Linked DNA regions of Homo sapiens: region 1 is linked to region 2. Evidence: read pairs that join two places in POLR2A ChIA-PET (ENCODE). Cell type or tissue: PC-9. All regions are shown on one strand. Links, peaks and the distances in the headings refer to the core of each region. The heading gives the core; the rest is flanking DNA.

Region 1 (16,451 bases), core at 8,345-16,344, 290 kb before region 2:
GAGAGAGGGCATCCCTGTCTTGTGCCGGTTTTCAAAGGGAATGCTTCCAGTTTTTGCCCATTCAGTATGATATTGGCTGTGGGTTTGTCATAAATAGCTCTTATTATTTTGAGATATGTTCCATCAATACCTAGTTTATTGAGAGCTTTTAGCATGAAGGACTGTTGAATTTTGTCGAAGACCTTTTCTGCATCTATTGAGATAATCATGTGGTTTTTGTCGTTGGTTCTGTTTATGTGATGGATTACGTTTATTGATTTGTGTATGTTGAACCAGCCTTGCATCCCAGGGATGAAGGCCACTTTGTCATAGTGGATAAGCTTTTTGATGTGCTGCTGGATTCGGTTTGCCAGTATTTTATTGAGGATTTTCACATTGATGTTCATGAGGGATGTTGGTCTAAAATTCTCTTTTTTTCATCGTGTCTCTGCCAACCTTTGGTATCAGGATGATGCTGGCCTCAGAAAATGAGTTAGGGAGGATTCCCTCTTTTTCTATTGATTGGAATATTTTCAGAAGAAATGGTACCATCTCCTCTTTGTACCTCTGGTAGAATTCGGCTGTGAATCCATCTGGTCCTGAACTTTTTTTCGTTGGTAGGGTATTAATTATTGCCTCAATTTCAGAGCCTGTTATTGGTATATTCAGAGATTCGGCTTCTTCCTGGTTTAGCTTGGGAAGGTGTATGTGTCCAGGATTCATCCATTTCTTCTAGATTTTTCTTGTTTATTTGCACAGAGGTGTTTATTATATTCTCTGACGGTAGTTTGTATTTCTGTGGGATCGGTGGTGATATCCCTCTTATAATTTTTTTATTATGTCTATTTGATTCTTCTCTCTTTTCTTCTTTATTAATCTTGCTTGAGGTCTATCAATTTTGTTGATCTTTTCAAAAAACCAGCTCCTGGATTCACCGATTTTTTTTGAAGGGTTTTTTGTGTCTCTATCTCCTTCAGTTCTGCTCTGTTCTTAGTTATTTCTTGCCTTCTGCTAACTTTTGAATTTGTTTGCTCTTGCTTCTCTAGTTCTTTTAATTGTGATGTTATGGTGTCAATTTTAGATCTTTCCTGCTTTGTCTTGTGGGCATTTAGTGCTATAAATTTCCCTCTACACACTGCTTTAAATGTGTCCCAGAAATTCTGGTACATTGTGTCTTTGTTCTCATTGGTTTCAAAGAACATCTTTATTTCTGCCTTCATTTTGTTATTTACCCAGTCGTCATTCAGGAGCAGGTTGTTCAGTTTCCATATAATTGTGCGTTTTGAGTGAGTTTCTGAATCCTGAGTTCTAATTTGATTGCACTGTTGTCTGAGAGACCGTTTGTTGTGATTTCTGTTCTTTTATATTTGCTGAGGAGTGCTTTACTTCCAACTATGTGGTCAATTTTGGAATAAGTGCCATGTGGTGCTGAGAAGAATGTATATTCTGTTGATTTGCAGTGGAGAGTTCTGTAGATGTCTATTAGGTCTGCTTGCTCGAGAGCTGAGTTCAAGTCGTGGATATCCTTGTTAATGTTCTGTCTTGTTGATCTGTCTAATATTGACAGTGGGGTGTTAAAGTCTCCTGTTATTATTGTGTGGGAGTCTAAGTCTCTGTAGGTCTCTCAGGACTTGCTTTTTGAATCTGGGTGCTCCTGTATTGGGTGCATATATATTTAGGATAGTTAGCTCTTGTTGAATTGATCCCTTTACCATTATGTAGTGGCCTTCTTTGTCTCTTTTGATCTTTGTTGGTTTAAAATTTGTTTTATCAGAGACTAGGATTGCAACCCCTGGTTTTTTTTTTTGCTTTCCAATTGCTTGGTAGATCTTCCTCCATCCCTTTATTTTGAGCCTATGTGCGTCTTTGCACGTGAGATGGATCTTCTGAATACAGCACACTGATGGGTCTTGACTCTTTATCTAATTTGCCAGTCTGTGTCTTTTAATTGGAGCATTTAGCCCATTTACATTTAAGGTTAATATTGTTATGTGTGAATTTGATCCTGTCATTATGATGCTAGCTGGTTATTTTGCCCGTTAATTGATACAGTTTCTTCATAGTGTCGATGGTCTTTACAGTTTGTCATGTTTTTGCAGAGGCTGGTAACGGTTGTTCCTTTCCATGTTTAGTGCTTCCTTCAGGAGCTCTTGTAAGGCAGGCCTGGTGGTGACAAAATCTCTCAGCATTTGCTTGTCTGTAAAGGATTTTATTTCTCCTTCACTTCTGAAGCTTAGTTTGGCTGGATATGAAATTCTGTGTTGAAAATTCTTTTCTTTAAGAATGTTGAAGATTGGCCCCTACTCTCTTCTGGCTTGTAGAGTTTCTGCTGAGAGATCAGCTGTTAGTTTGATGGGCTTCCGTTTGTGGGTAACCCGACCTTTCTGTCTGCCCTTAACATTTTTTCCTTTATTTCAACCTTGGTGAATCTGACAATTATGTGTCTTGGGGTTGCTCTTCTTGAGGAGTATTTCATTAATTTGAACTTCAGTCACTGATATCCTTTCTTCCCCTTGATCAAATCAGCTATTGAAACTTGTGTATGCATCACGTAGTTCTCATGCCATGGTTTTCGGCTCCATCAAGTCATTTAAGGTCTTCTCTACACTGTTTATTCTAGTTAGCCATTCGTCTAATCTTTTTTCAAGGTTTTTAGCTGCCTTGTGATGGGTTCGAACATCCTCCTTTAGCTCGGAGAAGTTTGTTATTACTGACCTTCTGAAGCCTATTTCTGTCATCTCCTCAAAGTCATTCTCCATCCAGCTTTGTTCCGTTGCTGGCGAGGAGCTGCGATCCTTTGGAGGGGAAGAGGCGCTCTGGTTTTTAGAATCGAATTGGCTATTGAAGCTTGTGCATGCGTCATGTAGTTCTCATGCCATGGTTTTCAGCTCCATCAAGTCATTTAAGGTCTTCTCTACACTGTTTATTCTAGTTAGCCATTCGTCTAATCTTTTTTCAGGGTTTTTAGCTTCCTTGTGATGGGTTTGAACATCCTCCTTTAGCTTGGAGAAGTTTGTTATTACCGACCTTCTGAAGCCTATTTCTGTCAGCTCCTCAAAGTCATTCTCCATCCAGCTTTGTTCCGTTGCTGGCGAGGAGCTGCGATCCTTTGGAGGGAAAGAGGCGCTCTGGTTTTTAGAATTTTTAGCTTTTCTGCTCTGGTTTCTCCTCATCTTTGTGGTTTTATCTACCTTTGGTCTTTGATGTTGGTGACCTACACATGGGATTTTGGTGTGGATGTCCTTTTTGTTGATGTTGATGCTATTCCTTTCTGTTTGTTAGTTTTCCTTCTAACAGTCAGAACCCTCAGTTTCAGGTCTGTTGGAATTTGCCAGAGGTCCACTCCAGACCCTGTTTGCCTGGGTATCACCAGCAGAGGCTGCAGAACAGCAAATATTGCTGCCTGATCTTTCCTCTGGAAGCTCTGTCCCAGAGGGGCACCTGCCTGTATGAGGTGTCAGTCGGCCCCTACTGGGAGGTGTCTCCCAGTTAGGCTACATGGGGGTCAGGAACCCACTTGAGGAGGCAGTCTGTCTGTTCTTAGAGCTCAAACACCATGATGGGAGAACTACTGCTCTCTTCAGAGCTGTCAGACAGGAATATTTAAGTCTGTGGAAGTTTCTGCTGCCTTTTGTTCAGCTACACCTTGCCCCCCAGAGGTGGAGTTTATAGAGATAGCAAGCCTTGCAGCACTTTGGTGGGCTCCGACAAGTTTGAGCTTCCCGGCCGCTTTGTTTACCTACTCAAGCCTCAGCAATGGTGGATGTCCCTCCACCTGCCAGGCTGCTGCCTCGCAGGTCGATATCAGACTGCTGAGCTAGCAGTGAGCAAAGCTCTGTGGGTGTGGGACCCACCGAGCCAGGCGCGAGATATAATCTCCTGGTGTACCATTTGCTAAGACTGTTGGAAAAGCACAATATTTGAGCAGGAGTGTCCCGTTTTTCCAGGTACAGTCTGTCACTGCTTCCCTTGGTTAGGAAAGGGAAATCCCCCGAAGCCTTGTGCTTACTGGGTGAGGTGACGCCCCGCCCTGCTTTGGCTCGCCCTCTGTGGGCTGCACCCACTGTCCAACCAGTCTCAGTGAGATGAACCAGGTACCTCAGTTGGAAATGCAGAAATCACCCGTCTTCTGCGTCGATCACGCTGGGAGCTGCAGACCAGAGCTGTTCCTATTCAGCCATCTTGGAACACGCCTCCTTACTAGAGTTGTTGAAAGATGTTCAGAAAAGAGATTTTGACAAGAACTTGAAGAAATAAAAGGAGCAGAAGTTTAAGTCACTCTTTATTCTTGTGTGGAAGTACTAAAAAATTTGAACTTTTGGGTTCAAATTTTGAGTCGCGTGTGTGTATTTTTAAAAATCATTGAAACTGTCAGGGCACGGTGGCTTATGCCTGTAATCCCAGCACTTTGGGAGGCCGAGGCGGGTGGATCACCTGAGGTCAGGAGTTCGATACCAGCCCTGACCAATATGGTGAAACCCTGTCTCTACTAAAAATACAAAAAAATTAGCTGGACATGGTGGCAGGCACCTGTAGTCCCAGCTACTTGGAAGGCTGAGACAGGAGAATTGTTTGAACCTGGGAGGCGGAGGTTGCAGTGAGCCGAGATCGTGCCACTGCACTCCATCGTGGGTGACAGAGTGAGACTCCATCTCAAAAAAAAAGAAAAAAAAATCATTAAAACTCAGAATCCATGGGAAGGATTTATATGTAGAGAATGAGTCTTGTTTTGCCTTGGGAGAACAATCCTGGTGGAAAAACATCTCTCTGACTTTAGTTAAAAGTAAAGGTTAGGTGCAGTGGTTCATGCCTGTAATCCCAGGATTTTGGGAGTCCGAGGTGGGAGAATTGCATGAGGCCAAGAGTTCAAGACCAGCCTGGGCAACATTTGCAAGACCCCATCAGTACAGAAAATAAAAGAATTAGCTGGGTGTGATGGCATGTTCCTGTAGTCCTAGCTACCTAGGAGGCTGAGGCAGAAGTATTGCTGTAGCCCAGAAATTTAAGGTTGCAGTGAGCTCTGATCACATTACTATACTCCAGCCTGAGAGACAGAGCAAGACCCTCTCTTTGAAAAATAAGATTAAGTAAAGTAAAATGACAAACACTAAGCTTTAGTGCTCTTCTTCCTGTTCTGTCCTATCGCCCCACCAACTAGTAAGTCTGGGGAAAAATTGCAAGGATAATAATTTGAATTCTCTCTACTTCTGTGGTTTGTAATATAGATATGTAAGTTATATATCTAAAGTAAAAATTATGAGATACAACTTACACTTTGTAGCATAACAAAGTAGATGCTTTTATTTAGGATTTATTCTTCCCTTCCCCAAATGTAGATGATTCTCTGGTTGTGTTCACTCTCTTTGATTCAGAAAGTATAAAAATAACATTTTAGAAAATTAAAATTTAAGAAACATGAAAATATCAAATTCTATGAAGAAACTTTTTTCTTTTCATAGTTTTACTGCGGCTATTACTTTTTAAAAATAAGTGCATGTAGCAACCCCAGAAAGATGTGAAGAAATGGTTTAATGTAATGTCAAAGATCTATTTGATGAAAGTTAATAATTGATAGCTTTAAAGTTGAAATCGGATAGTTTTTTTTCCCCCTTGTGTGTTAAATGTGCTTTTCTTTTTTCATTTTAAAATCACAAAGGCTTTGGCAGAGATGAATTTATGGAGGTAAGTCTCAAGTATAATAGGATTGCATTTTAATTAAGGAGGGGAATGTTGCTAATTTAAATTTTGAGTGAGCCATTATTTGCGTGGTTTAAAACTTTGGCATTGCAGCCATATTTGTTCCGTTTTTATATTCTGTTATTTGGAATCATATTTTGCTTTTTAGCATATTTTGGGGGCTGAGATATGAGAATGAAGAAAAAGAAGTGGTTTATTGATTTATGAGACAGGGTCTTACTCTGTCGGCCAGGCTGGAGTGCAGTGGTGCAATCTCGGCTCACTGCAACCTCTGCCTCCTGGGTTCAAGTGATTCTCTGACCCCAGCCTCCCAAGTAGCTGGGATCACAGGCATGCACCACTGTGCCTGGCTAATTTTTGTAGTTTTTGGTAGAGATGGGGTTTCACCATGTTAGCCAGGCTGGTCTCAAACTCCTGACCTCAAGCGATTGGCCCGTTTCAGCCTCCCAAAGTGCTGGGATTATAGGTGTGAGCCACTGCGCCTGGCCAGAAAGGGTTCTTTTTAAACTAGCAAATGTATTTTATGATTTTTAAAAATATAGTCAACAGGAATCTTTGAAAACTTAATTTATGTATCTTTATATCCTACCAAAATCTAGATCTAGTATGGTCTAGTATGGTCGACCATATTGTCTACCATAAAATGAAAAAAGAAAAGGCAATACTAGACAATACTAGTATTGTGTAGTATGGTAGCCAGTAACCATATGTAGCAATTGAGTACCCAAAATCTGGCTGGTTTGACTTGTGATATGCTGTAAGAGTAAAATATGTACTAGATTTTAAAACTTGATTTGAAAAAGAGACTATCTTGGTAATTGAAAAAATTTTGTTTACCTGTTGAAGTGACATTTCAACTGTATTTGATAAAATAAATTATTAAAATTAATTTCAGGCTGGGCCTGGTGGCTCACTCCTCTAATGGTAGCACTTTGGGAGGCCTAGGTGGGAGGATTGCTTAAGCCCAGGAGTTTGAGACCAGCCTCTCAAGACCCCATCTCTATTTAAGATATATCTTAATATATATATCTTATATATATATTTTTCATCTTTTTTAAAAAGCTTTTAATTGTAGTGATTAGAACATTTAGCTTTGCATAAGTGGACTGCATTATATCTCTTTTGGACAGGCTGATCTAGATGACCTAATGTCCATCTTATATTTATAATTTTACCACCATAGCATTACCTCAGTTTTCCTGAGGATACTCTCCATAAAACATCCAGCAACACCAAGGAAGTGAAGAGCTTGCAAGCAAAATAGATATTTTCAAGTCTCTATTTAAAAATTCTTGTATTTTTAATCATAGGAAAGGTCTGTAGATCTTCATTTGAAGTCTTTGTTCTTATTATTTTCATTGAGGATTGTTTTAAATTTTTTTATCAGTTCTCTGATTTCCTAAAGAATTTGATGGTATAATTAATTAAACAATTTATTATATTACCTTTTCTGTGGCAACTAGCTTAGCCTAAGATAGTCTCTTGAAATTAAGAAATCTTAAGACTGAAGTCGGCTAGGCTTGTTTTTCTGGAATGTCTGTATAAAATAATCTCCATACTATTAGTTTCTGATCATAATATTTGGGAGGAGCCTATAAACCTTCTCCAAGCCCTGATCTTAAACACAGAAAAAAAAAAATTCTATTTTTCAGAACTAGAGAAATCCCTGTCATTTAGGTATCTTTCTTCTGTGTTGTCTCTGAGTTGTTTCCTGTCCTAATTCCTTGTGTCTTCTCTGAATTCTCTCATTGTTACAGTATTTCTATTGCTCTGAGACATGAATTTGTGCTTGGTGTTGTTGATGTGAAAGGATGTGATTCCTCTCTGGGTTAGGCATGTAGTTTTGCTATGGTCTTTTTGTTACCCTCTAAAATTCATGCGTTGAAAGCTAATCCCAAAGGTGATGGTATTAATATATTGGGCCTTTGGGAGTCTGTAATCCTCATAAATGGGATTAGTGTGGTTATAAGAGGCTTGAGGGAGTCCTTTGCCCCTTCCACCATGTGAGGGCCCGTAAAGGCCTCCATCTGTGAGGAATGGGTCCTTATCTTATGCCAAACTTGCTGGTGCCTTGATCTTGGGCTTCCCACCCTCCAAACTGTGAGCAATAAATTTCTGTTGTTTAAAAATTACCCAGTCCAAGATATTTTGTTATAGAAGCTCAAATGGACTAAAATAAGTTTTTTGTTAATCATTTTCCATTCTTTTACCTGGCAAGTTGCTGCACATTCATATCTTGTTTCTTTGGTGTTACATTACAAAGAGATGTTTGAACCTTGTGTTTGAAAAGTTGCCTCCTCCGTAATAAATCTCTCTGCCTTTTTTTTGAAACAGGGTCTTGCTCTGTCACGTAGGCTAGAGTGCAGTCGTGTGATCATGGCTCACTGAAGCCTTGACCTCCTGGGCTCAAGCAGTCCTTCTACTTCAGCCTTCCAAGTAGCTGGGACTACTGCACTTGTAAGTGCCAGTGTATTTAGCTTCCCAGGTGTTTGTATCATACAGCGTTTTTCTTCCTTAGATCCTTTCTTAGCTCCTTATAAATTATCTTAGCAGTTTATAAATTACCAACTGGCATGTTGACCAGTTGCTGTTGTATCCTGCTTTCTGAGTTCTGGTATCCATAGGAAAACATTATGCTGAGTACAATAGGATACTCAAGAAGTTTAATATCAACTGTTTTCAGATAATTACCAGATTTTTGTTTGTGGCGTTCACCTTGCTTATGAACTTCAGATTTGTCTTTTCAACTGCTGTGCTTATTGTCTACATGGATTTTCCCCCAAGTACTTCAAACTCCAAATACTCAAAAGAGAACTCATTCTTTTCCCTTTCCTCCCTTGTATTTTCAAATCATAGTATTATAGATAAGCCTTTTTGGGGGGCTGTTTATCATCTGCATGCTGCCATACACAAGCTATTCTTTTTTCTTATATGGCCATCGTGAAGTCTGTACTCTGTCATTTTCCTTACATAGGTGGCATCTCGATAAGAAGTTTTGATTCTCAGAAGCAAAGATACGGTGAAGGTCATCTGTCTAAGATAAGACCGAGGCTGTTCTCCATGCTGGAATATTTTCTTGTTCTCAACTTATTCCCCAGTCCCACCCATTAGGGAACTGGAAATGCTTTCTCCCTACAAAGTCTACCAAACTTCCAGAAGCAACCACTCCTAGACTCTCGATCTTTAATACTGTTTGGAGTCCAGTTGGTATATTGGCACCCCCCCCCCAACCCCAATCTCACTATTGTGTGGCTGTAGCCAGTTTCAGTGGCTGCCCTTGGATCAGGAGCTACTCTAAGAGAAACCTGTAGTGACCCAGTTAGGAGACAGGATTGTGTGTTCCCTTGTTGATAGAAAAACAATGTCTTATGTCCTAGTCTGTCATTCTGGGAGAATGAATGAATTTAGGCCTGTGAATTATTTACTGTATAAAAGTGGAATATTAGAAATGGCCAGGAGGCTACACAAACCTATAGGGACACCTTAGATTACAATGTACAATATTCCTGCTTGGACAGTATTCTTTTTCTTTAATCTGTGATAGTCAGAATTCTTGTGTTAGAAGGAGATTATGATGGGATGGGATGGGAAGTGAGGTGAATTATTCCCCCACCATCCCCCCTGCTTTTTTTTCGAGACAGGATCTCACTCTGTCACCCTGGCTAGAGTGCAGTGGTGCAGTGCAATCATGGCACACTGCAGTCTCAACTTCCGGGGCTCAGGCGATTCTTCCACCAAAGCCCCCCAGTAGCTGAGACTATAGGTGTGCACTACCACACCTGGCTAATTTTTTGTATTTTTAGTAGAGATGGGGTTTCTCCATGTTGCCCAGTTTGGTCTCAAATTCCTGGGCTCAAGCAATCCACCTGCCTCGGCCTCCCTTTTTTTTTTTTTTGCTTTGCAATAAATCCATGTAAGGCAGTGCACCCATGTGATCTGGGAGGAGGAAAATATGTGAAAAAGTTTTAGATATACTTCTCACTAGCCCACAGACCTATGAGTAATGCTGTATTACCATTTTCCCAGCTGCCAAGCTCAAGGCTTTGTAAATTGTTGACTTTCAGGCAGTGCGCCCCTCCCCCACCATGCCAGACTACCTTAATTATACTGAAACTAGGTGGAAACCTGTTTAAAAGCCTTCTTGAGTTGTTCCTCATCACGTTTAGCAATAAGGAATAAAAATGCTTGATTCTAACTACATAGTCTATAAAGTTTACATATTCTTGAACACGTAAATTATTTTTCTACATGCTATAGGAAAATACATGCTATAGTTCACTGGGGAGAGACTTCATGGTATCAATTCAAGTGTTACTACTTCTGCAAAATGTTCCGACTCTCTCACAGAGAAAGACTTCTTCATTATAAAAATTCTAAAGTTTTTCTTTAGAGAATTTTAAAATTTGCTGGAATGACCAGGAAATTTGAAAAGGCAAATATGAAGTCATGTTTATATCTTCCTTTATTTATAAAATATGCCCAAAATAATCTTTTACAAAAAGTAATAGTTACGGTTTTAAAAAGTTCAGAAGGGCTTACAATAATAAAATGCAGTCATTTCTCACCGAATTTTTACTATCCCTAGTGCCATTAAGTAGATAATATTTTTTACAAATATTGATGAAGTGATAAAAATTGATGAATAATATGCAGAGAAATGTGTAGTTCTTAAGTGTAAAGTTTGAATTTCAAAGAATGTATATACCTATGTATAACCCACATACCTATTAAGACTTAGAAAGTTTCTATCATATTAGAAAATGTCCATCATCTCAGAAAATTCCTTTGTGTCCTTTCTAGCAACCCCACCCTCTGTCAAAACTTCTCTTCTACCTGTTCTTTTTTGTATAATGGCTTTATTCAGATATTCATATACCATATATTTAATTCCCCCACTTAAAGTTTACAGTTCAGTTGTGTTTTGTCTACTCACAGAATTGTGCAATTGTCAACACAATCAATTTTAGAATTTTTTTCATCACTCCAAAAAGAAACTGCACACACATTAGCAGTCTATGTTTTCCTGACTACCTTCACTCCTACTACAACCCTCAGCAGCTGCTGATCTATTTTCTTTCTTCTAGATATTTCATATAAATGTATTCATGGAATATGTGCCCTTTTGTGACTGGCTTCATTAACTTAACATCATGTTTTCAAGGTTCATGGATGTCATAGTGTGTATCAGAATATAATTCCTTCTCGTGGCTGGTATTCCATTGTTTGGGTATACCATGTTTTTTTAATCCATTCATCAGTTGATGGACACTTGGATTTTTCTTTTTTTTGATATCATGAATAATGTTTCTGTGAATGCTTGTATATAAGTTTTTGATGGATATAAATTTTCATTTCTTTTGGATATATACCTAAGAGTGGAATTGCTGAGTCATGGTAATTTTGTGCTTATCATTTGAGGAACTGCCAGGCTGAAGTGCTTGTACCATTTTACATTCCCACAAGTAGTGTATGAGAGTTCCATTGTCTCCATATTCTCACAAACACTTAACTGTTTGTTATTTGTCATCTCGATTGTAACTATCTTAATGGTTGTAAAATATCTCATTGTGTTTTCAATTTGCTTTTTCCCTATGACTAGTGATGTTGAACATCTTCTTATGTATTTATTGGCCGTTTTCTTTGGAAAAATGTTTATTCAGATCTTTTGTCCATTTTTAAATCACGTTATTGTTGATTTGTAAGGGTTCTTTCTATATTCTAGATACAAGTCCCTTATGATTCGCAAGTATTTTCTCCCATTCTGTAGATTGTCTTTCCACTTTCTTGGTGGTAGCCAATAAAGTACAAAATGTTTTTAATTTTGATGAATTCCAGTGTATCTGTTTTTTCTTTTGTCACTTGTAGTTTTGGTCATAATTAAGGCTTTACCTAACTCAAAGTCATGAAGATTTATTCCTGTATTTTCTTCTATATTATGCTTGTTCTTGAACTTTATATAGATGGAATCATATCGTATGTACTCTTTTGCACCTGGCTTCTTTCGTTCTAACATCTATCAGATTCATCCATGTTGATGCACATGTCAGCAGTTTATTTCTTTTTATTGCTGAGTAGTATCACACTGAATGAATGTACCACAATTTGATCACTTATTTTTCTGAACATTTGGATTGTTTCTGGTTTGGGGCTATTGTGAATAAAGCTGCTATGAACTTTCAACTATGTCTTCTTTGTACATATGTTTTCATTTTACTGCTGGACCATATGGATATGTATTTCAACTGTATGAGGAATTATCAAACAGTTCTCAAATGTGTTATACTATTTTGTACTTTTAATATTGATAGAATTGCTTCCATCCTGGCCAACATTTGGTATGGTCAGTCTTTAGAATTGTAGCCATTCTAATATGTATATAGTTTGGTTTTAACTTGCATTTCCATTGATGACTAAAGATGCTAACATTTTTCAAGTACTTATTGACCATTTGATTATCTTGTTTAGAAAGTATCAGTTTACGTCTCTTACTCATTTTTTAAAGTGTGGTGTTTGGTTTCTTAGTTATTGACTTTAAGAGTGGTTCATATATTCTGTATACTATCTTTTGTCAGATACCTGTGTTTAGACTTTTTTTTTTCTTCTTACTCTCTGGTCTGGCTTGCCTTTTCATTTTTAAAATAGTATCTTTTGAGGAGCACAGCTCTTTAATTTCGGTGAAGTCCAGTTTTTAAATCAATTTTTTCTTTTGTAGTTACTGTTTCCTTATGTCCTGCAAACAAATTTTTGCCTACCCCAAAGGCTGTGAAGAGGTTTTCTTGTGTTTTTTTTTTTTTTTTTTTTTGAGACAGAGTTTCGCTCTTGTTGCCCAGGCTGGAGTGCAATGGCACGATCTCGGCTCACCGCAACCTCCGCCTCCCAGGTTCAAGCAATTCTCCTGCCTCAGCCTCCCTAGTAGCTGAGATTACAGGCATGTGCCACCATGCCCGGCTAATTTTATATTTTTAGTAGACAGGGTTTCTCCATGTTGGTCAGGCTGGTCTCGAACTCCCAACCTCAGGTCATCCGCCCGCCTCGGCCTCCCAAAGTGCTGGGATTACAGGCATGAGCCACCACGCCCGGCCATGGTTTTCCTGTATTTTGTTTTTAGGAGTTTTATAGTTTTGTTATATTTAGGCTTATCTATTTTAAACCATTTTATAAGATAAAGCAGGGACAGTATCTTTAAATAGTGTAATGTCTTGAGATATTTTATTTGTAAACGTTCCTCACAGCTTTGTATAATTGGATGTGCTATTTCAATGTTCTCGGAAGGTTAACTGCTTAATCTTCTCTAACCCACGAATGCCACGAATTCACTTGATATTTGTGCCTATCCTAGAAGTTGTATTAATAACTCAGCAATCCAAGACTTTTTGACTCTCTAAAAGCCTTCTGTTTAGGTGCTTCTTCATCTATACTTGGATTACACCTCGAACTTAGGTTTAACTTAGGAAAACCATTATTTTCTTTGAACTGCATATCTCTGTTGATAGTGATGCAATTTAATTGAGATGTAGCAAGCAGTCAGTAAATAAGTATGGCAAATAACTAGGATTCAGGTTATTTCAGTAAAATTTGTTTCTTTATTGCATTTACAATTCTTAGGGTTTAGAATCATGTGGAAAATTACCTATGTAAACTAATTTTTCCATAAGATATATTACGGACTTACTGAAATAATATGTATTTTAAAACAGTATTTAAAGTAAAACATCATCATTAATTCTTTTTTTATCTTTTTATTTTCCTCAGAGACCTTGTTCTGAAATAATTTTTTTCAAGTAAAATTATTTATAATAATTAGTTGATGCTCACTTTGGCTGTTTGGTATGTTTTTATGTTTTTAGCAATATTTGGGAAATTTTATTTTAATTATTGTTGCCATGAAAATATATTAAATTTTCCTTCAGTAAGGATAGAATTTGTTTGTTCAGTTTATACTGTTGTATTATTGAAAATGACATACCTGGAATTTGGAATTTTAAAATTTGGACTTATGATTTTATTTCATTTTGATAATATACTTTGCATTGAGCTAAATGTTCTAAGGGATATAAAGATGAGTAGCATATAAATCTGGCTCTCAAAGGGTGGTTGTATAATCTGTTAAATAGGATTTGACCTCTATATGTTTATTTTCTTTCTCAGCTTTTGTATTTTATGAATTAGTATTGTGAGCTTTTGTTGTAGCCTAAGCAGATGACTTTTCCTGAAGAATTACTGGAAGTGAGTAGTAGCTATATAAAATAGTGATAGAGCTACGTTTTCCACCTTCCTTTTATAAATAAAAGACTTAATGTAGTGATTAGTCATGGATTGGATCTTGGAAATTATCTTAACCCTTCTTTCAACAGATAAGGAGGAGGCCTAACACAGGGTTGCAAGCTCAAAATTCAACAGGGACCTTATGAGTGAGGAGGTCCCAGTTTAACAGTGTAAACCTAGTAATAAATAGCAGCTGTTAGCTGGCCTGAGTTTTAGGGGAGACTGTAGGGATTATGGAAAGTGAGCAGATTAAAGTCCTTCTGCATTTGAAGGAAGAAGCTCCCACGCAGCTATATCCTGTTCTTACTGTGCAGGAATATGGACCGGTTTTGCCTTATCTTTTTATTTTTCAAGAGAATCTAGAATTATAAATAAAGTATAAATGCATATAAGCAAATATGTGAAATCCTCCAATTTTAGTATATTAGTAATAGCTCAGTTTTTACACAAACACTGCATAGGCCAAATAAATACTTTTTGTTTGGGCAGATTGGTTATGCATGTGTGAAGCAAAATGAAAAAAGAGAAGTGATTTGGTTAATTTTGGGGGCTCTGCCTTACTTTTAAGCCTTAGACACATTGTAAACGTTTTAGGATTGGTTATTTCATAGATTTGTTGTACCTCTTCCAAGTATAAGTTCTTTTTTCCTGAAGCCTACCCAAATACTTTTCTCATCAGATTTCCCCTAATTTGAATTTTTAATGGAGACGAAGGGAAATTATAATGGGGCTAGTAGCTCAAAAATTTTTAACGTAATTTGCTTTTTCAAATTTTCAAACTGCTATAATAGGTGAAAAAAATATAGCAGTAATTTTATTGATGTGACCAAAATTTATTTAAATTATGTATATTATTAAAACTATATTTTAAAACAATGGTTAAATTGCAGTAATAAAGCTCTAAGTATCATCAATGCCTCTTCTAATATCACTGTCCGATTAGATCTTGAACAGTTTTTAATTATATTTTAGATTGTTAGAAACGGATAGTAAGTCTTTAAGATCTGTAAATGGGTCAAGAAGAAACAGTGGCTCTTCTCTTGTGTCGAGTTCATCAGCCTCTAGCAACCTCAGTCACCTTGAAGAAGATTCTTGGATTCTTTGGGGAAGAATTGTTAATGAATGGGAAGATGTACGCAAAAAGAAGGAAAAGCAAGTTAAGGTATTCATGTTCTTTGTTGAAGTTCTTATTCTTATTCCATAGTGCGTCAGACATAACTTAATAGAGGATTGGGAAAAAAACCCCAAATACAACTTCCAAGCTATATATTAAAGAGGTCTGCTTTATTTGTTTTCACTTACTTGTACCCCTAAAAGTTTTAATTTGTAGACATCAGTTGTTACAGAGGTCCTGATCATATAGAAATATATAACTGAAAATTATTTTATTTACTTATTATTATTTTATAAAGACTCACTTTGTTGCTCAGGCTGGAGTGCAGTGATGCAGTCATAGCTCACTATAACCTCGAATTTCTGGGCTTAAGCTGTTCTCCTGCCTCAGGCTCCTGAGTAGCTATGATTACAGGTGTGTGTCACCACACCTCGCTAATTTTTTATTTTCCTTTTTGTAGAGATAGGGTCTTGCTTTGTTGCCCAGGCTGGTCTCAAACTCCTGGCCTCAAGCAGTCTTCCTACCTCCGCCTCTCCAAGTGTTGTGAGCTACTACACCCGGCCCGAAAATTGTTTTAGAAATTAAATTCTCTCATTTTATTGATTCAGAAATGAAGTTGTGATATCCTGCATTCTTGAATAACAGTATTTTCCTTTTTTTTTTTTTTTTTGCCTTCAACAGCCCTTTGAATGTTGGGTACTGTACCATCATTCACAGCTCTGCAGGTTTCAAGTCCATTACCTTAAGAGGTCACACACTGAGGTGAAATGATCATTATTAATCCCCTGACCAGAAGAGGATACACCCAGGGCCCAATCTTACCCTTGACTTACAGGGTTCCCTAGTCTTATTATAAAGCTAGCTTTGTGAGTTACAAATTTAATGATGTCTTCTACTTCATTCCAACCCCCTAATAAGTCTTCCTTGGCTTGCAAGATAGGACACTTAAATAATTCATTTTTGTAATTTTATTTTATTTTTAGGAACTTGTTCATAAAGGGATACCCCATCACTTTAGAGCAATAGTTTGGCAACTTTTATGCAGTGCACAAAGTATGCCAATTAAGGATCAGTATTCAGAACTCCTGAAAATGACCTCGCCTTGTGAAAAATTGATCCGAAGGGACATTGCTAGAACTTACCCTGAACACAACTTTTTTAAGGAAAAAGATAGCCTTGGACAGGAGGTTTTATTTAATGTAATGAAGGTAAGTTTTATTTATTCATTTTTTGAAATGAAATGAATTCCTGGAAGGTTGAAATTATACATTTTTCATGATGAAGCATGACCTCCCACCACAATAATCAGTTGCTTTGGCAGTGAAATTGGTTTTAGCATCATTTTTGCCTTAATTCTTATGCTACATTACTATCTAGTATAGAGAACTTGTTAGAA
Region 2 (16,451 bases), core at 4,085-12,084:
TTGAGTACAGTGGGGCCATCATGTCTCACTGCAGCCTCAATCTCCTGGGCTCAAGCAATTCTCCTGCCTCAGTCTCCCGAGTAGCTGGGACTACAAACATGTGCCTCCATGCACAGCTAATTTTTTTATTTTAATTTTGTGGAGACAGGGTCTCACTATGTTGTCCAGGCCGATCTTGAACTACTGGACTCAAGCAATCCTCCTGCCTCAGCCTCCCGAAGTGTTGGGATTATAGGCGTCAGCCATGGCATCCAGCCAGGAAGCCAGATCTTTTTTTTTTGAGACGGAGTCTCGCTCTGTCGCCAGGCTGGAGTACAGTGGCACGATCTCGGCTCACTGCAATCTCTGCCTCCTGGGTTCAAATGATTCCCCTGCCTCAGCCTCCTGAGTAGCTGGGACTACAGGCATGCACTACCACGCCCAGCTTTTTGTATTTTAGTAGAGATGGGGTTTCATCATGTTGGCCAGGATGGTGTCCATCTGACCTCGTGATCTGCTGGGCCTCAGACTCCCAAAGTGCTGGGATTACAGGAGTGAGCCACTGCACCCGGCCAAAGCCAGATCTTAAAATGCTCCCTGCTCAGAAAAAGCTAGGCTGTCTCTTCATGGGGTTTATTGGATCATGGAATATGAGGATTGGGAGGGGGCCCTTAAATATGATTCCCTCTGACCCTTTTAGTTAGTAATGGGAAAACTGAGGCCAACAGAGGAACTATGGCTTACTCAGGGTCAAAAAGAAAGTTAGGGATGTGCCAGGATTGGTGCCTTTTTCAGGATGCCCAAGGGTGGTTCGCAGCCCTTTCCATTTGAGACTTTCTAGAACTCAGAATGTACAAAGCCAGACTAAGTGTAGTGATAAGGTTTGGGTCCTGCAGTATTGGGATAAAAAAGGAAAAGGCAAAAGTCAGCTCACACATACAGTCATTAGCAGGATGGAAGCTCCAGTATCTGCCCTTCCTACCTAGGATTATTCTGAGTGACACTCCCAGGAAACCCAGAGGTCTTGATGGACATGTCAAGGTCACTTTGAGACTTCATCTTCCTTGACTTCTTAGAAGTATTTGACACTGGTATCTATTCCCTCTTCCAAACCATTCTTCCTCCAAGGAAGCATATAACCTCTTGGTTTTCTTCCTACTCCTCTGGCTGTTCTTCCTCTGTCACCATGGATTCTTCTTCCACCTGATTTTTCTTTTCTTTTCTTTTTTTTTTTTGAGACAGAGTCTCACTCTGTCATCCAGGCTGGAGTGCAATGGTGTGATCTTGGCTCACTGCAACCTCTGCCTCCTGGGTTCAAGCAATTCTGCCTCAGCTGCCCGAGTAGCTGGGACTACAGGTGCACCCACCATGCCCAGCTAATTTTTGTATTTTTAGTAGAGACGGGTTTCACCATGTTGGTCAGGCTGGTCTAGAACTCCTGACCTAAGGTGATCCACTCGCGTAGGCCTCCGAAAGTGCTGGGATTACAGGCATGAACCACTGTGCCTGGCCTGTTCTGCCTGATTTTAAAGGCTGGTGTCCATCCCAGACCCTCTCTTTTTCTTCTTTGCCATATTTTTCCTGTGTGGTATCATCTATCCTCTTGGTTTTAATGATTTACATGCTGGTATGTCTCAAATTTACATTTTCTTCTTGTCTTTTTTTTTTTTTTTTTTTTTTTGAGACAGAGTCTGGCTCTGTCGCCCAGGCTGGAGTGCCCTGGCACTGCAACCTCAGCTTCCCTGATTCAAGCGATTCTCCCACCTCAGCCTCCTTAGTAGCTGGGACTACGAGCGTGTGTCACCACACCTAGCTTTTTTTTTTTTTTTTTTTAGACGGAATCTTGCTCTGTCACCCAGGCTGGAGTGCAATGGCATGATCTCGGCTCACCGCAACCTCCATCTCCCGGGTTCAAGCAACCTCCTGTCTCAGCCTTTCGAGTAGCTGGGATTACAGGCATGCGCCACCGTGCCCAGCTAATTTTGTATTTTTAGTAGAGACGGGGTTTCACCATGTTAGCCAGGATGGTCTCCATCTCCTGACCTTGTGATCCACCCACCTCGGCCTCCCAAAGTGCTGGGATTACAGGAATGAGCCACCGTGCCCGGCACTTCTTGTCTCTTTTGAAACATCAGACTCATATAGTCAAGTTACCAGCTGGGTATCCCATGAACACCACAGCTCCTACATGGACAAAACTACTCTCATTGTCTCTACCTCTCCTCCCCTCCTAACCCAGACCTGTTTTCCCTCATGGTCTCTGTCTCAGTAAAGGTACCACCACCCACACAGCTGTACAATCTTGAAGCTCTAGACTTTTCCTTCTCCCGACCCCCATAGCTACTTCTCTGGTTTAAGACTCCTTCATCAGCCAGGTGCGGTGGCTCACGCCTGTAATCCTAGCACTTTGGGAGACTGAGGAGGGTGGAACACAAGGTCAGGAGTTTGAGACCAGCCTGGCCAACATGTTGAAACCCCATCTCTACTAAAAATACAACAAAAAAAAAAGACTCCTTCATCATCTGCAGTAGCCTTATAACTGGGTCGCCCTGCCTCAGGCTTACCCCAACTCCAACTTGTTCTACACATTGCAGCCAAAATTAACTTTTTATTATTTTCAAAAAAGTGTTTTTTGTTGTTTTTTTTTTGAGGTGGAGTCTCACTCTGTCACCCAGGCTGGAGTGCAATCATGCAATCTCAGCTCACTGCAACCTCTGCCTCCTGGGTTCAAGCAATTCTCCTGCCTCAGCCTTCCGAGCAGCGGGATTACAGGTGCCTGTCACTACTCCTGGCTATCTTTTGTATTTTAAGTAGAGACGGGTTTTCACCATGTTGGCCAGGCTGGTCTTGGACTCCTGACCTCAGGTGATCCACCTGCCTCGGCCTCCCAAAGTGCTGGGATTATGGGCATGAGCCACTGCACCAGGCCAAAAGTGTATTTTTAAATTATAAAATTGATACATGCTTGTAACAATTTCAAACAACATGGTAGTGTATAATGTGAAAACTGAAGGATTCCCTTGCCTCCTGTTCTCAACTTCATAGTATTGAACAGTTTGCTGTATTGTCCATCAGTCTCTTTCTATGCTTACCCAAACAAATATTAATTGGCCATCTACTGTAGGCTATGTGCCACTTTATTTTCCAGCAATGCAGAACTGCCCATGTTTCTTTGCACATGCCAGGCTCTAGGTCTCCTCCTTGATTTTGCTTATGCTTCCCCTCGCCTTCCCTCCTCTAGGCAGTATCTACTCATCCTTTAAGACTCATCTTGTGTGTTGCTTCCTCCTAGAGGCTCCCACACCCAGCAGGTAGGCCCTTCTTTGCCAAAGTCACTGCATTTTTACACAGCGTTATTATGAGCTCTTTTGTGCTGGTGTCTCTCACTGGGGTGGAGCTTCATGAGGAACAGACTGCCTTATTCTCCTTGGTATTTCCTTCGCTTAGCGTAAGACCTAGCATAGAGTGCTCAATTTGCATGACTGAATGATTATGGCTCTTTTTACTGCCAAGTCTTCTGAAGTGCCAGTGCCGTGGGTTGGGAGGAAGTTAATCCAAGAGGACAGCACTATGAAGCTTCCTGACAGTCAGTACACAGCAAGAATAGGAGACAAGATGGATGGGTGCCAAAGAATAGGAGAAAGAACCCAAGAGTAAGGAAAAAAGCCTGATAGCAACAAAGGAAGGAAAGGAACTAATATTTATGAAGGATGTTCATATTTAGCACTTTGCACATATATGTATGTGTATACACACACACACACACACACACATATATTTTCTTTTTGAGATGGAATCTCGCTCTGTTGCGTGGGCTGGAGCGCAGTGGCCCGTGATCTCGGCTCACTGAAACCTCCGCTTCCTGGGTTCAAGTTATTCTTCTGCCTTAGCCTCCCAAGTAATTGGGATTACAGACACATGCCACCATGTCTGGCTAATTTTTGTATTTTTAGTAGAGACGGGGTTTCACCATGTTGGCCACGCTGGTCTTGAACTCCTGACCTCAAGTGATCCACCTGCCTTGGCCTTCCAAAGTGCTAGGATTATAGGCATGAGCCACCGCTTTTGGCTGCACTATGCGTATTTTTTCTTATTTAATTCTCGGCATTGCCATCCCCAGTTTACAGATGAGAAAACTGAAGATGAGGATGTAAAGTACCTTGCCCAAAGTCAAATATGGAATAGCAGAGCTGAGGTTCAAGCCTATTTCTGTGAGAGTTCCACGTACAAGTTCTTTTTTTTTTTTTTTTTTTTTGAGACACAGTCTCTGTTGCCCAGGCTGGAGTGGTGGCACGATCTTGGCTCACTGAAACCTCCAGCTCCCGGATTCAAGTGAATCTCCTGCCTCAGCCTCCCGAGTAGCTGAGATTACAGGTATGCACCACCACACCCAGCTAATTTTTGCATTTTTAGTAGAGATGAGGTTTCACCATGTTGGCCACGCTGGTCTTGAACTCCTGACCTCAAGTGATCCGCCCTGCTTGGCCTCCCAAAGTGCTGGGATTACAGGTGTGAGCCACCGCACCTGGCCTCCATGTACAAGTTTTTATGCACTGTGCACACTGATGATCAGGCAGGTATAATGTGGTCAACACCTACCAATTCTCTAGACCCTTTAGGGATGCCTGAAAAAGGTCTGTGTCCAGCAGCTTCTGAATAGACACCTAAAGGCCTTCAGCCTCTGGGGAGATAGACAGTGACAGATTTGACATCCAGATCTTCAGACATGGTGATCCTTTACACTTCCAAATGCCCTGAAAGGGGTGCTAAGATCCCGGAATATATACCACTAAGAGTTAGTCTCCTAGGTTCTGGAGGAGGCCAACAAAAATCACCTTTGGGATGTCTCACTCAGCCAAGCTTTCCCTAATCTTCAGGCAGCTGTGTCCTCCTTGGTCTCTTGGTCTCTCCCAAGCCCTGGTTGCTGTGTCTTTTCAGGACCTGCCAGCCAGAGTACACATGTGGGGCAGAGTCCGTCATCTCTGCAGGCCCAACAGCCTGGGGTCCCAGTCTTTTGATACCTGTGCTTTGGGTATTTCTTGGCAGTTGTGAGCACCGTGAAATTGAGGAGGACACTGCAGGACTGGGGTCAGGGGCTAAGGAGTTGCTGGAGTATGGAGCTATGTACAGGGGCAAGGCTGACTCACAGGGGATGCCAGCCCTTCAATCCACAGATGTTTACTGATACTACTTAGGTATTGTTTGGTTTTTGAGGGCAGGGATGCCAGGCCTGAGAGAAGCACTGATAGTAATAATAACAGTTACTTTTTATCCAGACTATCTATATGTCAGAGACCATACATATACCCTGTTGTATAACCCTTCAACAACTCTGAAAAAGAGCTATTAATAGCTGTATTTTATAGATTATAAAATTAGACATTAAAAAAACTGAAGCTCAGAGAGGTTGTCCAAAATCATTGAGGGACAGTGTTGGGATTTGAACTCGATCCCAGGTCTGTTTATCTGAAGCTTGTGCTAAACTGCCTAGGAGATATAAATTCCATCCCATCACCAAAGAGCTCACAATCCTTGTCTGCTCTCTGCTCACCCATTCAGCACGTTCTCTTGTCATCTCTTATCACTCTGTGCACTAGGCATACTGAAATCCTAGCAGTTCTTGCATGCATTATATTATCTCTTACCTCCAAGCTTTGTACCTTTGTTCCCTCTGCCCAGAATGTCTTCTATCCCTCTTTTCCTGTTAACTCCTTTCTCACTTTCAGGTCTCAGCTTGACTGTGACCTGGCTCTCCAGTTCTGGGTACTTCACACCCATGTGTAGGGGGCATTTGCTAGTTAGCTCCCTACTTCTATTTCCCTTCTTCCGTCTCTCTCTCTCTCTCTTTTTTTTTTTGAGATGGAGTTTCACTCTTGTCACCCAGGCTGGAGTGCAATGGCGTGATCTTGGCTCACCGCAACCTCCGCCTCCCAGGTTCAAGCGATTCTCCTGCCTCAGCGTCCCGAGTAGCTGAGATTACAGGCGACTGCCACTGTGCCCAGCTAATTTTTGTATTTTTAGTAGAGACAGGGTTTCACCATGTTGGCCAGGCTGGTCTCGAACTCCTGACCTCAGGCGATCTGCCTGCCTCGGCCTCCCAAAGTGCTGGGATTACAGGCATGAACCACCTCGCCCAGACTTATTTTCCTTCTTCTCTTGCAGGCAGTTCTTGGATTCCCATTTGGGAAATTCACTCTACCCCCTCATTGGTACGACTGACTCTTCTCCCCAAGCTCCAGGCAGGGGTCTGATTGTTTAAGCCAATCAACATATCCCATTCTGCCTATCACTGTGATCAGTTCAGGGACAGAGGTATACTCACAACTACTGAAATAAGGAAAAACTACAGATTTTGAGAGTTAGTTACCCAAAGAGTCATCTTCTTTTCTATGAGACTGACTGAGATAGGATGTAGATATTTGGACTGGCTATGGGCAATCCAGAATTTAACAGAGGAGGGGCTTAAGGAGTGACAGTCTGATGGTAGGGGAATCAGCCGCATCATTAAAAATAGGATATTGTGGGCCAGGTGCAATGGCTTACACCTGTAATCCCAGCACTTTAGGAGGCCAAGATGGGAGGATCACTGAGCTCATGAGTTTGAGAACATCCTGGGCAACAGAGTGAGACACCCATCTCTACAAAAAAAAAATTTTTTTTAATTAGCCAGGCATGGTGGCATGTACCCATAGTCCCAGCTACTTGGTAGGCTGAGGCTGAGGATCACTTGAGCCTGTGGGGGCTTGAGGATGCTGTGAGCCGTGATCACAACACTGCAGCCTGGGTGGCAAAGCAAAAATCTGTCTCAAAAAAAAAAATGGCCAGGCATGGTGGCTCACACCTATAATTCTAGCACTTTGGGGGGCCAAGCTGGAAGGGTCCCTTGAGCTCAGAAGTTTGAGACCAGCCTGGGCAACATAGTGAGACCCTGTCTCAAAAAAAAAAAAAAAAAAAAGAAAAGAAAAAGAAAAAAAGGATATTTTGGCCCTGTATTTATTCATTGTTTACTCTCAACTTTTTCAGACCCTTGGGCAAGGAAGAAGGGTGCTACTTATTCATGGAAGACTTCTTCAAGCCCTAACACACACACACACACACACACACACACACACACACACACACACACACACACACACGGTTTTGGGGTCATGCTAATATACTCGTTGGATCACACTTATGTTTTTTTTTTTTTTTGAAATGGGGTCTTGCTTAGTTGCTTGGGCTAGAGTGCAGTGGCATGATATGATTGCTCACTGCAGTCTTAAAACTTCTGGGTTCAAGTGATCCTCCTGACTCAGCTTTCCAAGAATGTATTGTATTCTTTTAGTATTTTTTTTGAAGACAGGGTCTGTCTGTGGCACCCAGGCTGGAGTGCAGTGACATGAACACAGCTCACTGCAGCCTTGACCTCTCGGGCTCAAATGATCTTCCCACCTCAGCCTCCCGAGTAGCTAGGACCACAGGTATGTGCTACCACACCTGGCTATTTCTTTTCATTTTTAGTAGAGACAAAGTCTCACTATATTGCCTAGGCTGGTTCAAACTCTTGGGCTCAAGTGACCCTCTCACCTCGGATTCTCAAAGTTTTGGGATTACAGGCATGAGCCACTAAGCTTGACCTGTATTCTTTTTTTTCCTTATTTTCTGAATGATAAGTGTCTTTTTTATTTATTTATTTATTTTTTTGAAACGGAGTCTTGCTTTGTCACCCAGGCTGGAGTGCAATGGTACAATCTCAGCTCACTGCAACCTCTGCCTCCCGGGTTCAAGCAATTTTCCTGTCTCAGCCTCCGGGGTAGCTGGGACTACAGGTGCCTGCCACCACGCCCAGCTAATTTTTGTATTTTTAGTAGAGACAGGGTTTCACCATATTGGTCAGGCTGGTCTTGAACTTCTGACCTCAGGTAATCCACCTGTCTCAGCCTCCCAAAGTGCTGGGATTACAGGCGTGAGCCACCACACCCGGCCATAGAGTCTTTTTTAAATTTAAATTTTATTTTAACTAGAGACAGGGTCTTGCTGAGTTGCCCAGGCTGGTCTCTAACTCCTTGACTCAAGCAATCCTCCTGACTCGGCCTCCCAAAGTGCTGGGATTACAAGTGTGAGCCACCGCACCCAGCGATGGCCTGTATTGTTGAAAATTACTAAGAGTGTATATTTTAATATTCTTATTACAAAAACAAATGATAAGTATGTGAAGTAATGGGTATGTTAATTAGCTTGATTTTGCCATCTCACAATGTATACAGATATCAAAAGTTCACATTATACACTATAAAAAAAGGAAACTTTATTTCCTACCAAATTAGACTTTCACATGCATCGTGGTAACTTTTCATAAATACTTCTATTGATTGTGGATTTTCTATTTTATTTTACTGATCTATTTCTCTATTTCCGTTTGACCTTATAATATGTTCTGGTAAGGCAAGTCCCTTTTACTGTTCTTTTTTTATAATTTTCTTAGTATTTTCAGTCATTTATTCTTTTCAGGGATCTTCATAAAATTCTATTAAAAACATTGTTGGGATTCTAATTGGAACTAATCATACACACACACACACACACACACACACACACACACACACACACACATTTTGAGGAAACTGACTTTTTTTTTTGAGACATGGTCTCACTCTGGTGCCCAGATTAGAGTGCAGTGACATGATCACAGCTCAACCTCCCAGGCTCAAGGGATCCTCTTACCTCAGCCTCCTGAGTTGCTGGGACTACAGGTGCATGCCACCGCACACTCAGCTAATTTTTGTACTTTTCGTAGAGATGAGGTTTCACCATGTTGCCCAGGCTAGTCTTGAACTCCTGGACTCAACCAATCTGCCTGCCTCAGCCTTCCAAGGTGCTGGGATTACAGGCATGAGGCACCATGCCTGGCCCAAACTGACATTTTTTAAGCCAGTAGGTCTTCTCCAAGAAAATGCCATAGCTTTCTATTACCCAGATATTGTTTTATATCTTCTAATACATGTTCTTCATTTAGGTTTCAGTGTCTTTGTATTAAATAGATCTCTAAATGTGTTATAATTTTGGCTGCCTAAGTGCAATACTTTCCCCATTTCCTTTGTAGTGCTTGCTGCTGGAATAGAGAAAGGTTATGAATTTTAAAATGTTTATCTTGTATCTAGCCACCTAACTAAAGACTGGAAGGTCACTTGGTGAGATTAGGGAAGGGGTGGCAGTTGAGTGTGTTGAAAACTGTGAGACACTGTCTTGCCCTAGAGCCTGAGTGGGTCAGGAAAGTAAGCAGACCAAGGAAAAGCAGAAGAATTGACTGTGTGTGTAGGGCATTGTGTTAGTAGAATTCAGTTCTATTGTGAGGAGCTGTGAGTAACAGTGACCTAAAAACAGTGGATTAAACATAATGACATTTCTTTCTTTCTCATATAAAAGAAAGCCTATTGTAGGCAATTCAGGTTCTACAGTTCTGCGGGACCCAGATTGCTTCTAGCTTTCCATTCTGCCATCCGTCAGGTGTGACCCTTATCCTTATGGTCCAGGATGAAGTCCAGCCATCATATCCATGTTCCAAGAAGGATGGAGGAGAAGAAGATGAGATGAAGGGTACATTCTGGGTGTATTTTAAAGAAATTTCCTAGAAGCTGCCACATAATAATTTTACTCACATCTTACTGACCAGAGCTGAGTGATGTGGCCGTGTTTTGGTCTAAGGGATGCTGGGAAATATTTTTATTCCAAATCAAGATCCTAAGGTGGTGGTAATAGACATATTAGGGTTGGTAGTCAGCAGCCTCTGTGCAGGCACATTTGTGGGGTGGTAGAGGCATGTGATTTTCTTCTGTAGCTCTTCTTAGCTACCAGTACAGAAAGGAGAAGGCAAACGGGACATGGTGCAGGGGGTTGGGGGGCAGCAGAATATCAGTACCAGGCATGGAGGGTGTGGATGAGAGAATAGTTTAAGCTGTGTTGGAAAGGAGAGAATGCTGTTTGGGGGATGATAAGCTGGGAGAAGGAGGAGGGATCAAGGGACTAGCGATCTCAGAGGGATTAAAAACCAGATAGTGTGGCTGTGGCAGTAGGTGATGGATATGGAAGGGAGATGAGGGTCACTCAATATAAGGAGGGTAAGGCATGGCCTGGGACGGTCCTCCCACTGCACACTGGACTGCAGGAATATGGCAGGAGACACAAAATACAGGGAAGCTGGTGTAGCCAGATGGTGTGATCCCCAAGGCAGTTCCCTGGGGGAGGAGAGTAATGGTCTAGAGGAGCACAGGAGTGTGAGAACACTGACCTTACCTGCAGGCCTAATCTGCTGACCCAGGTAGATACACAGGTGTAGCAGAATAAAAAGCCATCACTGAAGATAGCTGATAGTCACACCTGTGACTGGGGGATGACCAGGCCTTAGGGAGGCCAAGATGAGGAGAGAGCATTCTGTGAGAAGATGAAGGACGAAGAGGATTGATTTGCCATGGAATGAGGATCCAGTGTGCATAGAGGAAAGCCTTGCAGAGAAAGGGAAAGGGATTTGGGAGAGGACACAGAGCAGTGTGGTGATGAGAATGTGAGAAAGAACAAATGAGAAGGCTTATATTTTGGACACTGACTGAAGACTACAAAATGTAATGTCTGGGCTGGGCACAGTGGCTCATGCCTGTAATCTCAGAACTTTGGAAGGCCGAGGCATCAGGATCTCTTGAGATGAGGAGTTCGAGACCAGCCTGGGCAACATGGTGAAACCCTGTCTACAGAAAATTTAAAAATCAGCTGGGCATTGTGGTGCATGCCTGTAGTTTCAGCTACTTGGGAGGCTGAGGCAGGAGGATTGCTTGAGCCCAGAAGTTCAAGGTTTCAGTGAGCTATGATTGTGCTACTGGACCCCAGCCTGGGTGACAAAGAAAGACCCTGTCTCAAAAAAAAAAAAAAAAAGAAAAGAAAAAGAAAAAGGAAAAAAAAAGAAAGTAACAAGTAACATCCGGATGTAAGGGGTCCATACAGATCTCTAGGTTCAAGTTGTCTTAGAGAAGACCCAAGCCGTGGCCCCAGAGCAACAGACAGGTTGAGGCAGGGCTGCTGCCTTGTGGGCAAACTCAGGGATGGGCTCTCGGTGGTCAGCAGCCACACCAGGGATTTCCAAAGGTCTGAATGTATAGCAGTTGCAGGCCATAAAGAGACGCTTTCCTTCCTTGGAAGCCTTCATTGCCTTGCTCCTAAGGTATCCAGGATGAAGTCAGCCTCAAAACAACTACTACTCACACTGTCAGCTGCTGGAGACAACTCCGGCTGCTCAGCAATGCCAAGAATCATGCTCTTCTAATATCCATTTTGATTTGAAATCTTTTATGTTTGAGATGTACTTTTCTCTGTTGACAATGGGCTGGGTTTGGCCTACTCATTAGGTGTGGAACTCCCGGCTTGTGGTAAAACTTGATTGGAAAACAATTTAAACACATTTCCTGGTAAATGTATAAATATATATAGATGTTGGTTGTTCCCCTCCCCACCACCAGCACACACTGAAGAAGAAGCAATTTGAAGCAATTCAGACATGCTCAGCATCTGGCCCTCATAAAAGGCCTGGGGTGAGTCATGACTGTGCACCAATAGAGAGGGCTTGTTTTCCTTGTGGAGAGGACTGTATTTACCTCCCATTCTGCCCATGGCCCTTTCTATTGCTTTATGATGATAAGTCTGATTTGTGAGCAAAGAGACTGGTAAAATAAGAATATGGGGAAAGGGAGCAAGGAGAAAAGGAAGAGGACCCAGACTGCTACCTATTCAAGGCAAAATCAGCAGTTTTGGGGAGAACAAACTGTTTTTGCTTTTGAGGAGCCAGATAAAAGGCAGCAGAAAGAGCCTTGGCTTGTGAGTTAGGGGATGGCACCCTTCTTCTAGCTATAGGCCACTCAACCTATTGGCACCTGTTTGCGCATCTGACAAGTGGGACCAATAATTGTTGCCCTATCCAGTTGAGAGGAAAGGAAAACTCTTGTTTAAAAGCACTGTTAGGTGCCAGTTGTGGAGTGAGCTCCTTAAACATGCCATCTCATTTAATACTGAAGATAACTCCCATGATGTCATGAAACCATTCTTTGGCTGAAGAAACTGAGAATTGAGAGGCTATGCTGCTTGTCCAAGGGCACAAAGCCTGTCAAGGCTCAAACCTCAAACCCATGTCTGTCTGTCTCCAAATTCTGTGTAGTTCCTATTACTTCATACTGACATTGATGTCAAAGGATACATTAGGATCTCCTGCTGGGAAGGGGAAAAGCACAAGGTAGCACCCCAGTTCCAAGGCCTGGGGTATCCCTGTGTCCTTGGCCCCCACAGAAGGCTGAGCCCAGCCCAATTCTGTTTCCTTAGAGCACTGGTCGCTGCTGTGGGAGCAGGCAGGTTGTTAATCTGATAAACCGCTTCCTGCCAAGGTGGGAGGGGGAGCTAAAGGGTTGCTGTATTGCCATCCCAGTGGCAGGTGGAAGACTCCAGTGACTTTGCTCACAGAAGCACTCTAGGCTTACAATCTGAAAGGATGAGAGCTTTGGGGTCAGTCAGACTTCGGTGGGAGTCCTGGCTCTGCTTCTTGCTAGCAGTGTGACCTTAACTCATCTTACCTTCAGTTTCTTCATCAGTAAAATGCAGATAAGCATGCTCCCCATAAAAGGTGGATGTTGTGAATATTAAATGAACTGCTGTGGGAAATGTGCCTACCACCGTAATGCACAACTGAGTAAAAGGCAGCTGTTATTCCATGGAGGTGGTGAGCAGACCTCCAGAGGAGCTGCATAGGCATTGAGCAGTTTTTGTGTCCCATCCCTAAGTCCACATCATGGTCAATCATTTGTTTAGCGAATGCATTCTAAACACTCACTGTGTTGGCTGCTGGGGACAAGCAGGTATGAGATAGCATCATCCTTGCCTTTGTAGAGCTTACAGTTGAGCTGGAACCACATGGCAGGGAAGTATCTGTTATAGTCACAGAGGTGACAGGGCCTGGAAATGTAAGCTTGACCACCTCAGTGGGGTCTCTTAGAGAGTCTGGCATTTTAAAATCCAAGCCTCCTCTCCAGGTGTAACAGGGGCCCTTTCGTGGAGTTGTGGGACACACACCTTCCTTGGTAGAGACAGGAAAGGCTGGGCTGCCAGCCTGCTGGGCGAGGGGTGGGGTGGGGGGAAGGAAGAGGAGGAGGAGGAGGAGGAGGAGCTGCTGCTGCTGCTTTGGGGGTGGGTGGTTGAACAGGCAGCCCTGGAGGTGCTTCCCATCTAATGCTGGAAAAAACTACCACCTTTGGCAGAGACGGACTGATGCCTCCATAGCTCAGAGTTTATGGTATACTTTACTTATTATCTGAGGCATTTATAGACTGTTAGGTGTTGCCGTATCTGCCAGGGATGGTAAATGTGACAAGGACCTGTTCCAGTTCCAAGCCCACTGACTCACCAGTCACCTTGACATTGAGCAGGTCAGTGATCACACTGAACCTCTCCTGAGGCAATAAAGTGAATGTCTGGGTCGAGGAATAAAACTTGGAGAAAGGGCTCAATGCCAGTCAGCTTGATAGGAAGCCTATGGTACACCTCTCTGGGGATTAAGTAGAGGGTAGGTACAAGGTTCACTCATCTGGGCTTTCCAGATCTACTACATCCAGGCTCTTCCCATCTCACCCTATCCTATCATCCTGCTTGTTCCTCAACAACCAATATCCACACCAAGCTAGCAGGCAGGTTCCTCAAGATCCCCCAAACACATGGAAGCTCATTCCCACCTCATTGATTTTGTTTAAGATCAGATCCCTACTGTTTCACTTTTCTTCAGCTGTAATTAGCTCATTTCTCAAGCCCAGCTCTCATTCTGCCTCCCCCAGAAAGCATTCCTTAACTTCCACAGCACACACTGACCTTTCTCCTCTGGATCACCCCATTTTAGTAATGATTCATTAATGGACTCCTTGATTAATTCAGTCAATGCATGGCAAGCCTTACCTGTTCTAGATGAAAAAATACTTCCAAAATCTATCCACTTCTCTCCATCTTCACTGCTTCCACCCTAGACACCTCTTGCTTGGATTATTAAAAACCCTTGTAGCTGGTCTCTCTACCCTCACTTTGCCTGTCTCCAACCCCTGCATACTCCATGCACTATCCAGTGGTCTTTTATGAAGGTAAATTAGCTCCGGTCACTCCCCTGCTTACAGTCTTCTAGTAGCTTCCCAGAGTCCTCACCACAGCCCACAAGTCTCTGCTAATCTAGCACTTGGCTGTATTCCCAGCCTCTTCTCATTCCATCATTCCTTTTGCTCATTCTGCTTCAGGTACCTCAGCCTTCTTTCAGTTCTTCCAAAAGGCCAAACCATTACTATTGCCTTAGGGCTTTTGCATGTACTGACCTTCTACCTAAAATGGTCTCAGCTCCTCAGTGTTTGCCTACTCCTCATCACTTTGCTCTCTGCTCTCAAATGTCACCTCATCAGAAGGTTTTCCTTGAGCACCCATCTGAAGTAGCTCTTGCCCTCTTGAAGTCACAACTTATATCATTATACTATTTCCTTTTATGTCTTAGTCTGTTTTGTGTTGCTATAACAGAATACCGCAGACTATGATTTATAAAAAAAGAAATTTATTTCTCACCATTCTGGAGGCTGGGAAATCCAGTATCAAGGTGCTGGCATCTGATGAGGGCCTTCGTGCTATATTATTCCATGGTGGAAGGTGGAAGGGCAAACCAGTGTTTGAGACAGAGAGAAAAAGGGGGCCAAGCTCCCATGATAACTTCTTCTGTGATAATGGCATTAATCCATTCATGAGGGCAGAGCCCTCATATTGTCATCATTTCTTAAAGGTCTCACCTCTTAATACTGTCATAAGTTTCAACATGAGTTTTGGTTTTGCTTGTTTTTGTTTTTGTTTTTTTTGTGTGTGTGTGTGTGTGTGTGTGTTTTTTGACACAGTCTTGCTCTGTCACTCAGACGGGAGTGCAGTGGCTCAATCTTGGCTCACTACAACCTCCACCTCCTAGGTTCAAGTGATTCTCCTGCCTCAGCCTCCTGAGTAGCTGGGACTACAGGCGTGTGCCATCATGCCCAGCTAATTTTGTATTTTTAGTAGAGACGGGGGTTTCACCATGGTGGCCAGGCTGGTCTCGAACGCCTGAGCTCAAGTGATCCACCCACCTTGGCCTCTCAAAGTGCTGGGATTACAGGTGTAAGCCACTGCACTGGGCCTCAGCATGAGTTTTCGAGGGGACATTCAACTGTAGAACTTTATATCACTAATATTTTTTAACTTGTATTTCCTTGTATTGTGTGCTTTTCACCACTAGAGAGGAAGCACCTCCGGATAGAAACAATGTCTTTTCACTGCTATATCCTCAGAGTTTAGAATAGTGCTTATGAACAAAACCAATAAATATTGACTAATCATTTATTAAATGGTTATTAAATGCCTTCAATGTGTGGAGCCCTGAAAATCAGTAATTACTACGACTGATTAGAGATACGAATGCCTATCCTGGAATACGGTTTCTCAAAGGTTGTCCACAAAACTCTGGTGGTCTGTCAAGGAGTTTGCAACTGGTTTGATAGTTTCAGAGTAAAGAGTGATGAAACAGTTTTGTTCATATACACTTAACTGTTTAAAATATAAGATTAAGGGCTGGGTGTGGTGGCTCACGCCTGTAATCCCAGCACTTTGGGAGGCTGAGGCAGGTGGATCACCTGAGGTCAGAAGTTTGAGACCAGCCTGGCCAACATGGTGAAACCCCATCTCTACTAAAAATACAAAAATTAGCTGGATGTGTTGGCATGCACCTGTAATCCCAGCTACTCGGAAGGCTGAGGCAGGAGAATTGCTGGAACGCAGGAGGCAGAGGTTGCAGTGAGCTGAGATCATGCCACTGCACTCCAGCCTGGGCGACAGAGCAAGAGTCTGTCTCAAAAATAAATAAATAAATAAATAAATAAATAAATAAATAAATAATAAGATAAGGTTTTCTGGCTGAGCGCGGTGGCTCACGCCTGTAATCCCAGCACTCTGGGAGGCCGAGGCATGCAGATCACTTGAGATCAGGAATACGAGACCAGCCTGGACAACATGGTGAAAGCTTGTCTCTACTAAAATAGAAAAATTAACCAGGGATGGTGGCACATGCCTGTAGTCCCAAGTACTCGGGAGGCTGAGGCAGGAGAATTGCTTGAACCCAGGAGGCGGAGGTTACAGTGAGCCGAGATTATGCCACTGTACTCCAGCCTGGGTGACACAGCAAGACTCTGTCTCATTAAAAAAAGCTAAAAAGAAAAAGATTACAACTATCATAGAAATTTTATTATTTTATTAATAATTGTTTCATGACGTTTACTGCAAGGACTATTTTGGCTAGTTCATCATAGCCAATTTCAGTTATCAGTTATAGTTTATTTTGAATATGTTTCACATTATGAGTGTTAAAATCTTAGTCATAAAAATCTATTTTTTTTGAGACAGGGTCTCTATCTGTGACC

Evidence for each region. Peaks named below come from ENCODE experiments on the same cell type or tissue, not always from the same donor. Only the 100,000 strongest peaks of a DNase experiment are listed, where the experiment ranks them.
Region 1: POLR2A ChIA-PET joins it to region 2 with 14 read pairs; 2 of 35 experiments call an interaction of 5 or more read pairs at or near these places.

What each region holds. Positions count from the first base shown.
Region 1 is chr1:92,703,207-92,719,657 of GRCh38, reverse strand. It overlaps EVI5 (ecotropic viral integration site 5), which reads left to right. Exons shown (of 20, transcript NM_001350197.2): 3 at 14,914-15,103; 4 at 16,039-16,263. Among named protein-coding and RNA genes, the nearest start is that of EVI5, 74 kb to the left of the region's middle. In PC-9, for the core only: no CTCF peak of the experiment used is centred there; DNase peaks (open chromatin) are centred at 9,707 and 12,190; H3K27ac peaks cover 1,042 bases.
Region 2 is chr1:92,406,811-92,423,261 of GRCh38, reverse strand. No RefSeq gene overlaps it. Among named protein-coding and RNA genes, the nearest start is that of GFI1, 72 kb to the left of the region's middle. In PC-9, for the core only: no CTCF peak of the experiment used is centred there; no DNase peak of the experiment used is centred there.